Linked DNA regions of Homo sapiens: region 1 is linked to region 2. A link is an interaction called in ENCODE POLR2A ChIA-PET data of the cell type or tissue named here. Cell type or tissue: A673. All regions are shown on one strand. Links, peaks and the distances in the headings refer to the core of each region. The heading gives the core; the rest is flanking DNA. Region 1 overlaps RNF157 (ring finger protein 157). Region 2 overlaps QRICH2 (glutamine rich 2).

Region 1 (5,369 bases), core at 86-5,085, 110 kb after region 2:
TTAAGTCAGATGCACCTTAACTATGGTTTAACTATATTGTTTCCCAAGTAAAATAACCATATTCAATAAAAACCTGTGAGGGCACAATTTGATTATAACTTGGGTGTCCTGTTTTGTGATACCACACTATGGAGGTAGACTCTTCTTGAGCCAAGAGAACCACAGTTTTGCAAAGCTGCAGAGACCAGTAGGTTTTTTGGGAATTATATGTTAAAACATTTTGATTGCCCAAATAACATTTTAAAAATACCGGGAACATTTGAAATCATTCTTGATCCTCAGAAGGCAATTCCCAGTGAAATTTTTGGCTATTTCCCCTTTCTTTATCTCATCATTATCAACAACTCAGAACTTCAAATCCAAAGGTCTAAACGGGCAAAGGGGGAAGAAGCGGATGGTAAATGATGAAGACAACCATAAACCTTTGGTGACCCCAAAATAACTCTTGGCTCACATGTTAAAGAGCTCTGCTTTATATGATCAGCTGCAGGGGAAGTTTGTTCTTTACTGTTTGCAAACTTCAGCTCTGTACACATGATGGGGCCCTCTTTTATTTGCGGTCCCTAAACTCCTGGGATACCGCATGGCCTCACCGAAGGAAAGGGCTTGCAGGTCTGGTTCCCTGTCGTCTGAGGTCAGATGGAAAAGCCTTTTGTGATTAACTCGGCCACAGTGTGTCCTTTGGTATTTGGAACTTCAGCGGTTTTTTTTTTTATTATTAATTCTCCAGGTTTTGAACACTGACCGAAATAAGCTTCATATAATGGAAAAAGAAGATAAATCTGGCTCTTTGGGCCCCAAATTGCATCCCAGTTTTCCCGCTAGCTGTGACCTTGAGCAGGTTGACTCAGTATGTCGGAGTTTCAGTTTCCTCACTTAATTAGGAGAGTTGTGCCTTCCTGCCTCACCTCTTAGGGCTATTCTTGGCAAACTGTAAAGCGAGGGACAGCTGTGGGTCTTTTTAAACACACCACCTTCTCCTGCTTTGTTTCTGACACAGTTTCCTTACGCCGCCCCACCTCCCCAAGAACCCGTGAAGACTCTGAGAAGCCTGGTCAATATCCGAAAGGACACACTGAGGCTCGTCAAGTAAGTTCCCAGAGGCTGGGGCCAGGTCCCAGGCACCTTCCTTTGGGGAGGCTGGGGGCTGGGGGACAGACTTCCCAAGGAACTCATACAGCAGTTTCCGGCAGCCCCAGAGCTTGCTTCTCTGGGCCTCAGACAGGAGTGCGGGCGCTACTTTCTGCTGAGATCAGGCCGTCCACACCCATGTTGTTCAGCACTGGATGCAATCGTCTGTGTTTGTGAAAAACTTTCGCTTGCCTAGAAATGCTTAGTATCCTTATTTTATGGATATTTTTTAAAAGGGAAGAAGAATTATTAAGGGAAAATGGGAATTTTTGCAGCTACTCCAACAAGCCAATGTAAAAATGGGAAATTTGAACTTAGAATATCAAATCCTTTATTTTATTGCTATATTTTCTTTTTCTTTTCTTTTTTTTTTTGAGACGGAGTCTCGCTCTGTCACCCAGGCTGGAGTGCAGTGGCGCAATCTCGGCTCACTGCACGCTCCATCTCCAGGGTTCACGCCATTCTCCTGCCTCAGCCTCCCGAGTAGCTGGGACTACAGGCGCCCGCCACCACGTCCGGCTAATTTTTTGTATTTTTAATAGAGACGGGGTTTCACCATGTTAGCCAGGATGGTCTCGATCTCCTGACCTCGTGATCCACCTGCCTTGGCCTCCCAAAGTGCTGGGATTACAGGCGTGAGCCACCGCGCCCAGCCTTCTTTTTCTTTTTTATTCCCTATATCATGTGTCTGTTCTCTAAGGAACTCATAGTGCACTGGGTTGGTTGCTTAATCCTCATCATCAATGTTAATTATCGTCATTTGCCTTCTTGGTGCCATCCTTGAGACAGTGTAATTTTTAGTCTGATACATTCCCACTGCCCGCCACCCCTAGATGATATGTCTACCAAGGCTGTCTGATTCTCTGGTGAAAAAATTTGGTTAGGGCAAATCAAGGTCCCAGATTTTTCTGAATAGGCAAGGAAGATGACTCAGAGACCATCTCATGCTTGTATAGAACAGCCTTATTAGCATTACAATGTTTCTGTCTGATATATATATATATATATTTGAGACAGAGTCTCGCCTTTTTTTTTTTTTTTTTTTTTTTTTTGAGATGGAGTTTTGCTCTTGTTGCCCAGGCTGGAGTGCAATGGCACGATCTCGGCTCACTGCGATCTCGGCTCACTGCAACCTCCACCTCCCAGGTTCAAGGGATTCTTCTGCCTTATCCTCCTAAGTAGCTGTGATTACAGGCATGCATCACCACGCCCGGTTAATTTTGTGTTTTTAGTAGAGACAGAGTTTCTCCATGTTGGTCAGGCTGGTCTTGAACTCCCAACCTCAGGTGATCTGCCCGTCTCAGCCTCCCAAAGTGCTGGGATTACAGGCGTGAGCCACCGCACCTGGCCCAGAGTCTCACTTTGTCACCCAGGCTGCAGTACAGTGGCACGATCTCAGCTCACTGCAGCCTTAACTTCCCGGGCTCAAGCAGTCCTCCCAGCCCTAAGTAACCACTAATCTATTTTCTGTTTCTCTCTCTTAATTTTTTATATTTTATTTGTCCCTGAAGTTTCTGCTGGTTCCCCAGCTATGCTTCTCTCCACCCCAGGGTCAACTCTGGGGAGGAGAGATTCAAGGAGGTACCTGTCTGCTGCAGAACAGTCCCCCGACCTGACCCAGGGGAGTTCATCCAGCAGCAGAGCAGACTAACGAGGCCTCTGGGGCCTGCCATTGCCAGCTACTCTGTCCACTTGGTTTCTCTCATCACATATGGCACATTCACACATTTGATGGAGACCATTCAAGGGCCTGAGCTGCTGTGAGGTCATAGCCTCTGCCGTGGCAGCCTGGCTGCAGCTCTAGAATAGGATGAAGCAGCTGTCATGCGCTAGAAGAACCAGACTTGGAAGCAGCAGAGCAGTTTGCCTCCCAGGTCCACAGATGCTTGCTTGAATGAGTGTCTGAGCTTCAGGTTCTTTTATCTGTAAAATGGTGATAATCAACTTTACCTTTCATGGTGGTTGTCAAAATTAAGGTAACAGAAGGGAAAACACCTGGTGTTCAATAAATGTTAACTTGAAGGGTGTTCTTTGTTTTGTTTTTCTGTGATTATGGGAATAAATTCTGATTCTCGGATTTCCAGGTAAAGATGGAGGATTGAACACCTACTTTTGCTTCCTCTGAAAACCCCATTAAGTAATTATAAACATGTATTTAAAAGGCATAAATCTGGCCGGGCATGATGGCTCATGCATGTAATCCCAGCACTTTGGGAGACCAAGGCGGGCGGATCACCGAGGTCAGGAGTTCAAGACCAGCCTGGCCAACATGGTAAAAACCCGTCTCTACTAAAAATACAAAAATTAGCCAGACATGGTGGCACGCATCTGTAATCCTAGCTGCTCCGGAGGCTGAAGCAGGAGAATTGCTTGAACCCAGGAGACAGAGGTTGCAGTGAGCCGAGATTGTACCACTGCACTCCACTCTGGGTGACAGAGTGAGACTCCAACTAAAAAATAAAAAATAAGGCCCGGTGCAGTGGCTCATGCCTGTAATCCCAGCACTTTGGGAGGCCAAGGCGGGCGGATCACGAGGTCAGGAGATCGAGACCATCCTGGCTAACACAGTGAAACCCCGTCTCCACTAAAAATACAAAAAATTAGCCGGGCATGGTGGCAGGCACCTGTAATCCCAGCTATTTGGGAGGCTGAGGCAGGAGAATGATGTGAACCCGGGAGACAGAGGTTGCAGTGAGGCGAGATTGTGCCACTGCACTTCAGCCTGGGCGACAGAGTGAGACTCCATCTCAATAAAATAAATAAATAAAAAATTTTAAAAATTTCTTTAAAAAGGCATAAATCTGTAAATATTTGGAGAATGGGAAGAGAGCAACAGCAACAACATTTTAGAAGCTGGAAACACATAGTGAACGTTAAATGACTTAGTAGACCCAGGAAATCAGAATCCTGAACTAGCAGAAAGAAAAGCTGAGAATCACCCAATTTATACTGTGATATTATCCCCCAAAGGGTTCAGAAATTAGCAGTGCCAGGTCCCTCTAGAAGTTGAGGTGGGAGGCTAAAATGAAGAGGATTGGTAGAAAGTCTGCCTTCAAGGTAGGCAGATCCTCTCCCTTGTACCACACAGCCAGAACTACATTCCTACACCTTGGCCAAAGGCAGGCAGATGACTCTCCCTGGAAAGGTCAAAACAGAGAATCTCTGGACAAGAGAGACCCAGGCACAGCTAATGGCCAGTACTAAAAACAGGCTAACCAGCCTGGGCAATATGGTAAAGCCCTGTCTCTACAAGAAATACAAAAATTAGCCAAGCATGGTAGTGCACACCTGTAGTCCCAGCTACTTGGGAGGCTGAAGTGGGAGGATCACCTGGGCCTAGGGAGGTCAAGGCTGCAATGAGTCACGATCACAGCACTGCACTCCAGCCTGGGCAAGAGTGAGACCCTGTCTCAAAACAAAACAGCAGGTGAGTGGATCCTGGCATACTGGATGTTGAGCCCTCCAGCTGCCTCTCCATTCTGCCCCTAGAATGCTGGCAGCCAGGCCTTTGTCAAGAGAGAGGAAAACTGTTTTCTGGAAATTGGACCTGCCTGGATAGGAAAACCTAAGAGACTAGAGTTAGAGGTTCCTCAACAGATCCAGGTCAGCCCACAGTGAAGCCCAGGATCCCCAAGTCCTGCTGTGCACTCAGAGCTCTAATCAGCAGTTTAAATATCTTAAATACAAGCAGACAGCCACAGATTCTTAGATGTGTAAGGAATGCCTATAATAGGAAAGACAGTAGCAAAACAAACCAACATTTTAAAACAACCTAACTAGGCCAGGTGCGGTGGCTCACGCCTATAATCCCAGCACTTTGGGAAGGTGAGGCGGGTGGATCACTTGAGGTCAGGAGTTCGAGACCAGCCTGGCCAACATGGAGAAACCCCATCTCTACAAAAATACAAAAAAATTAGCTGGGCCTGGTGGCACACGCCTATAATCCCAGCTACTTGGGAGGCTGAGACGGGAGAATCACTTGAATCCAGGAGGCAGAGGTTGCAATGAGCCAAGATCGTGCCATTGCACTCCAGCCTGGGTGACAGATCAAGACTTCATCTCAAAAAAAAAAAAAAAAAACCTAACTAGGCCGGGTGTGGTGGCTCACACCTCTAATCCCAGACCTTTGGGAGGCCAAAACAGGAGGATCACTTAAGCCCAGGAGTTTGAGACCAGCCTGGGCAACATAGTGAGACCCCATCTCTATATAAAATAATAATAAAGTAAAAAAAATCTAA
Region 2 (5,367 bases), core at 368-5,367:
GGAGGACGACGCAGGTAGATCACTTGAGGTCAGGAGTTGGAGACCAACCTGGCCAACATGATGAAACCCCATCTCTACTAAAAATACAGAAAATAGGCCAGGTGTGGTGGCTCACGCCTGTAATCCCAGCACTTTGGGAGGCCCAGACGGGTGGATCACGAGGTCAGGAGTTCGAGACCAGCCTGACCAACATGGTGAAACCCCGTCTCTACTAAAAAAATACAAAAATTAGCCGGGCGAGGTGGCACGTGCCTGTAATCCCAGCTACTCAGGAGGCTGGGGCAGGAGAATCACTTGAATCTGGGAGGCAGAGGTTGCAGTGAGCTGAGATCGCACCATGCACTCCAGGTTGGGTGAAAAAGCGAGACTCCATCTCAAAAACAACAACAACAACAACAACAGAAAATAGCTGGGTGTGGTGGTGCACACCTGTAATCCCACCTTCTCAGGAGGCTGAGGTAGGAGAATCACTTGAACCTGGGAGGCGGAGGTTGCAGTGAGCCATGATCGCGCCACTGGACGCCAGCCTGGGTGACAGCGAGACCCTGTCTCAAAAAAAAAAAAAAATTATAGCCACTTTAGTGGGTGTGAGGTGGGATCTCATTATAGTTTTGATGTGCGTTTCCCTAGTGACTAAAGATGCTGAGCATCTTTTCATGTGCTTTTTGGCCATTTGTATACTTTCTTTTTCATCTTTTTTTTTTTTCTTTGAGACGGAGTCTCACTCTGTTGTCAGGCTGGAGTGCAGTGGCGCAATCTCAGCTCACTGCAACCTCCGCCCTCTGAGTTCAAGTGATTCTCCTGCCTCAGCCTCCCAAGCAGCTGGGATTACAGGCGCCTGCCACTGCACCCGGCTAATTTTTTGTATTTTCAGTAGAGACGGGGTTTCACCTTCTTGGCCAGGCTGGTCTTGAACTCCTGACCTCGTGATCCACCCGCCTCGGTCTCCCAAAGTGCTGGGATTACAGGCGTGAGCCACCACGCCTGGCCTGTATACTTTCTTTAGAGATAAAATATACATATCCAAATCCTTCATCCATTTTTTCAGGTGAGTTATTTGTCATTTTATTGTTGAGTTGAAAGAGCTCTTTACATGTTCTGGATGCTACACTCTTATTTGATAGATGACTTGCAAATATTTTCTCCCATTCTGTGGGTCATCTTTTCATTTTCTTGACAGTGTCTGTCTTTAAGCCTTGCAATGCAATTCTTGGTCATTTTCTCACTAAGGATTGTCTGAATCAGGAGCAGCCCTCTGAGTGCTCACAGAAGAACCACCTAGGAAAAGCCACTGGGCCAAGCGGGTTCATGTCAGGAACCTCTTTGTGCATTTTTTTTTTTTTTTTTTTTTTTTTTTTGGAGACAGAGTTTTGCTCTGTTGCCCAGGCTGGAGTGCAGTGGCACCATCTCAGCTCACTGCATTCTCCACCTCCCGGGTTCAAGTGATTCTCCTATCTCAGACTCCTGGGTAGCTGGGACTACAGGTGCACACCGCCATGCCTGGGTAATTTTTTTGTATTTTTAGTAGATACAGGGTTTCACCACATTGGTCAGGCCGGTCTTGAACTCCTGACCTCAGGTCATTCACCTGCCTTGGCCTCCCAAAGTGCTAGGATTATAGGCATGAGCCACTGCACCCCGCTTTTTTTTTTGAGACAGAGTTTCGCTCTTGTTGCCCAGGCTGGAGTCCAATGGCATGATTTCAGCTCACTGCAACCTCCGTCTCCCAGGTTCAAGCAATTCTCCTGCCTCAGCCTCCCAAGTAGCTGAGACTACAGGCACCCACCAGCACACCTGGATAATTTTTGTATTTTTAGTAGAGATGGGGTTTCACCATGTTAGCCAGGCTGGTCTCAAACTCCTGACCTCAGGTGATCCACCCACCTTGGCCTCCCAAAGTGCTGGGATTACAGGCGTGAGCCACGTGCCTGGCCCGCTTTGTGCTTTGAGCCACATTCCAGGCTCCCAAGTTGCTGGAACTGTGGTGTGCCCCATGTCATGACCCCGGGCCAGGAGTCCTGCCTGAGGAGCAGCTGGGAGCGTTTAAGAGTCACCTGTCAGTCCAAGCTCATGTCTGGCTGTCCCAGGACCACACTCAGGAGACAATCCACTTCCTGTTGGGCTGGCCTAGCCTCCTTTTGCAGGCTTTTTTTGGAGGCCCCACTTCCACATGCCCCATCTTTAGCCACCTTGGCCTCCTGCCTTTCTCTGAACACACTCCTATTCTTTCCTGCTGTTCTTTACACAGATAGCTGCGGCTTAGTGTTAAGACTCCACTGAAATGCCCATTTTTCTAGGAGGCCTCTTCCTCTTTTCGAGAGAGAACTGGCCAGTCCTTCTGCATCCGGGGCCCTCGGAGGTACCTGCCTCCGGGCAGGCTCTTCTGGTTGTAAGTGGCAGCATCTCTGTGAGCCCAGGCAAGAGGATGCTGCCCTGGGGATGTGCAGCTGTAGGCCGTGGAGGAAAAGGGAACTTCCAGGCCATGGGGGCAGGCCAGGGTGGGCCACCCCACCTGTCCCTCTGCATCTGCTTTTGTGGGTACCTGTGTCCCTCTCCTTACCCATCCTCTCAGCCCCCACGTCACTCTCCCATTCCACTCTCAATCCACCTTGCTCTCCCTCGCGCTCTGCAGTGGCTGCCCCAGCCCTGCAGAGTCCTTTCTGTTCCATCACCCACTCCCCAGAGAGGAGCCCAGGTTGGCCCAGCCTCTCTTTTTGAGCCAAGCAACATGTCTCAGGTCTTTGGCCAGTTGAGGGACCGGCTGCCCTTGGATCAGCTGTCTACCTGGGAACTCTCATTTGGGGTGACGAATGGGGCCTGCGGGATGCAGAGGAGAACACCAGGGCAGCCTTCAAGGCACTTGCCCTGGAAGGGGTTTGCACCGCCCAGCCTTGGAGAGGCCCCTGGAGCAGTGTCAGCACCTGCCAAGTTCCTGTATCGTGAGTTATTTACATGCTAGGTGGATGGAGCATGTCCGTTCCCCATGGCATGTGAGCAGGAGCGTGTGCAAGCCCACCCCTCACAGCCCCAGAGCCTGGGGCGGGGCCTGTGTGTCATTACGGTCCTCTGTGTGTTTATGGCCCGGCTAACTGGCAGCAGCACTTTACGATTTAGCTAAAGAAGAGATGTTCTCATGCTGAGCTGGTGGGCTGGCTGGAGAAAGCTCCAGAGGCCTTCTTCTGGCAAGGGCTTGGTTCAGTGTTGACACTGTGTTCTCGGAGAACTCTCTCTACTCACCGTTTACTGGATAGATGCCCATGATGGCACATGCTCTGGGAGGCACTGAGGATGCAGCAACTGCCCAGGGCACGACAGGGGAGAGGCACACAGGCTAGGGGCAGTGCCAGCATGGGCAGAGCGTGGCCGTGACTGGCCTCACTGCCCTGCTGCTGCCGTCTCTCCTGCACGCAGTTGGACAAGCTCAGGATGATCATTGAGAGCATGCTGACCTCCTCCTCCACGCTCCTGTCCATGAGCATGGCCCCGCACAAGGCCCACACCTTGGCTCCTGGCCAGATCGACCCTGAGGCCACCTGTCCAGCCTGCAGCCTGGATGTGAGCCATCAGGTCAGCACGCTGGTGCGGCGCTATGAGCAACTCCAAGACATGGTCAACAGCCTGGCCGTCTCCCGACCCTCCAAGAAGGCCAAGCTCCAGAGACAGGTGGGGCTCTGCTCGCCTCCCTCCTGCTGCAACTGGACATGGCCCCACAGAGGAGGGCCACCCTGCTGCAGACCCACAGAAGTGGGGCGGGTGTTTGGGCCTCAAGGTCAGCTCTCCGTGGCGGAGCCCTTTAGCCAGATCCCACAAGAGTCCCTGGTCTTTCTGCAGGTCCACAGCGAGGGTAGCAGCAGAACTAGCTTTGGGGACAGGAGACCATGGGGAAGAGCTGGCTTGATGGGGTGGGACAGCACAGGCCGGCTGAGGACAGATCAGTGCCCTTCGCGTGCCCTGGAGACACAGGCCCAACTGTAGGAGATGTTGACTCCCTGGCACGCGAGTCTTCCAACCCCTTCTCAATTTCCCTAGAAAGGGCAGGCTTGCTGGTGGGGGCGGGCACAGCCACAAATCCTGGGTCCTGCCTCTTGGGCTGAGGAACTCAGATTTGGGCCAGGAGAGGAGGGGAGAATAAAGCCCACAGCCCAGCTCTCAAGTGCCCCGGGACAGCACATCACTCCTGAGCCTCCATCACCTCTAATGACCCCTGACCGGCAGGCCAGGGTCACAAGGCTAGTCCATGGGGATGTAGGTGACTGACGCTTGTGTCCTGTGGGGGTGGACACCCAGAAAGGGCAGACAGAGGGCCTCCCGCACTGTTAGTGGAAAATTGTTTTCCATTGTTTTTGAGACAGGGTCTCCCTATGTTGCCCAGGCTGTTCTTGAACTCCTGGGCTCAAGTGATCCTCTCGCCTCACCTCAGCTTCCCAAAGTGCCAGGACTACAGGCATGAGCCACCGCTCCCAGCCTTGCAGATGTTTTAAGGGCCAACTTACCTGGGGCAGCAATATTATGGCAGCAGGGGGTGGGATCGCGCCAGCAGCCTCCGAGAGCCTTCCCATCCCTCCTGCCGCAGGACGAGGAGCTGCTGGGCCGTGTGCAGAGTGCCATCCTGCAGGTGCAGGGTGACTGCGAGAAGCTCAACATCACCACCAGCAACCTCATCGAGGACCATCGGCAGAAACAGAAGGACATTGCTGTGAGCGGCCGCAGGGTGGCTGGGATGGGGCCGGGGCTCAATGTGGTGCCCTAGCCCCGCAGCTGCTGGCTCTTTTTTTCTCTGTTCACTTGGCCTCCCCAGATGCTGTACCAGGGTCTGGAGAAGCTCGAAAAGGAAAAGGCCAACAGGGAGCACCTGGAGATGGAGATCGATGTGGTGGGTGCCAGGCCCCAGGAGCCACGCTGTGTCCCAGGGCGGTCTCGCTGACTGTTCTTTGAGAGACTGAGTGGAGGGGAGCTGGCGAGACGAGTGTGGGCTCTCAGAAACCTGCCTGGTGATAGGGGTCGACACCCCCAGGGAATGGGGCCCCTCCATGGCCATCTCCCAGATGCGGGGACCTCTGTCTGTCTCTGGGCAGAAAGCCGACAAGAGTGCTCTGGCCACCAAAGTGAGCCGTGTCCAGTTTGATGCCACCACGGAGCAGCTGAACCACATGATGCAGGAGCTGGTGGCCAAGATGAGCGGGCAGGAGCAGGACTGGCAGAAGATGCTGGACAGGCTGCTCACAGAGATGGACAACAAGGTGAGGCAGGGGCATGGCGGGGCTCTCCATCCCACAGCCTTGCCCCCAGGATCGGGACAGCACCACCTTCTCCTGGGTCAGCCCCCTACCTGCTTCCTTAGAGGTCCCCTGGCCCCTCTTTCCCCGC

Evidence for each region. ChIA-PET counts read pairs that join two places held together with the same protein. Peaks named below come from ENCODE experiments on the same cell type or tissue, not always from the same donor. Only the 100,000 strongest peaks of a DNase experiment are listed, where the experiment ranks them.
Region 1: POLR2A ChIA-PET joins it to region 2 with 5 read pairs; 13 of 35 experiments call an interaction of 5 or more read pairs at or near these places.

What each region holds. Positions count from the first base shown.
Region 1 is chr17:76,169,422-76,174,790 of GRCh38, reverse strand. RNF157 (ring finger protein 157) reads left to right here. Exons shown (of 19, transcript NM_052916.3): 3 at 1,001-1,089. Among named protein-coding and RNA genes, the nearest start is that of FOXJ1, 31 kb to the right of the region's middle. In A673, for the core only: no CTCF peak of the experiment used is centred there; a DNase peak (open chromatin) is centred at 2,050.
Region 2 is chr17:76,280,160-76,285,526 of GRCh38, reverse strand. It overlaps QRICH2 (glutamine rich 2), which reads left to right. Exons shown (of 19, transcript NM_001388453.1): 8 at 3,412-3,663; 9 at 4,574-4,696; 10 at 4,799-4,873; 11 at 5,076-5,240. Among named protein-coding and RNA genes, the nearest start is that of UBALD2, 17 kb to the right of the region's middle. In A673, for the core only: no CTCF peak of the experiment used is centred there; no DNase peak of the experiment used is centred there.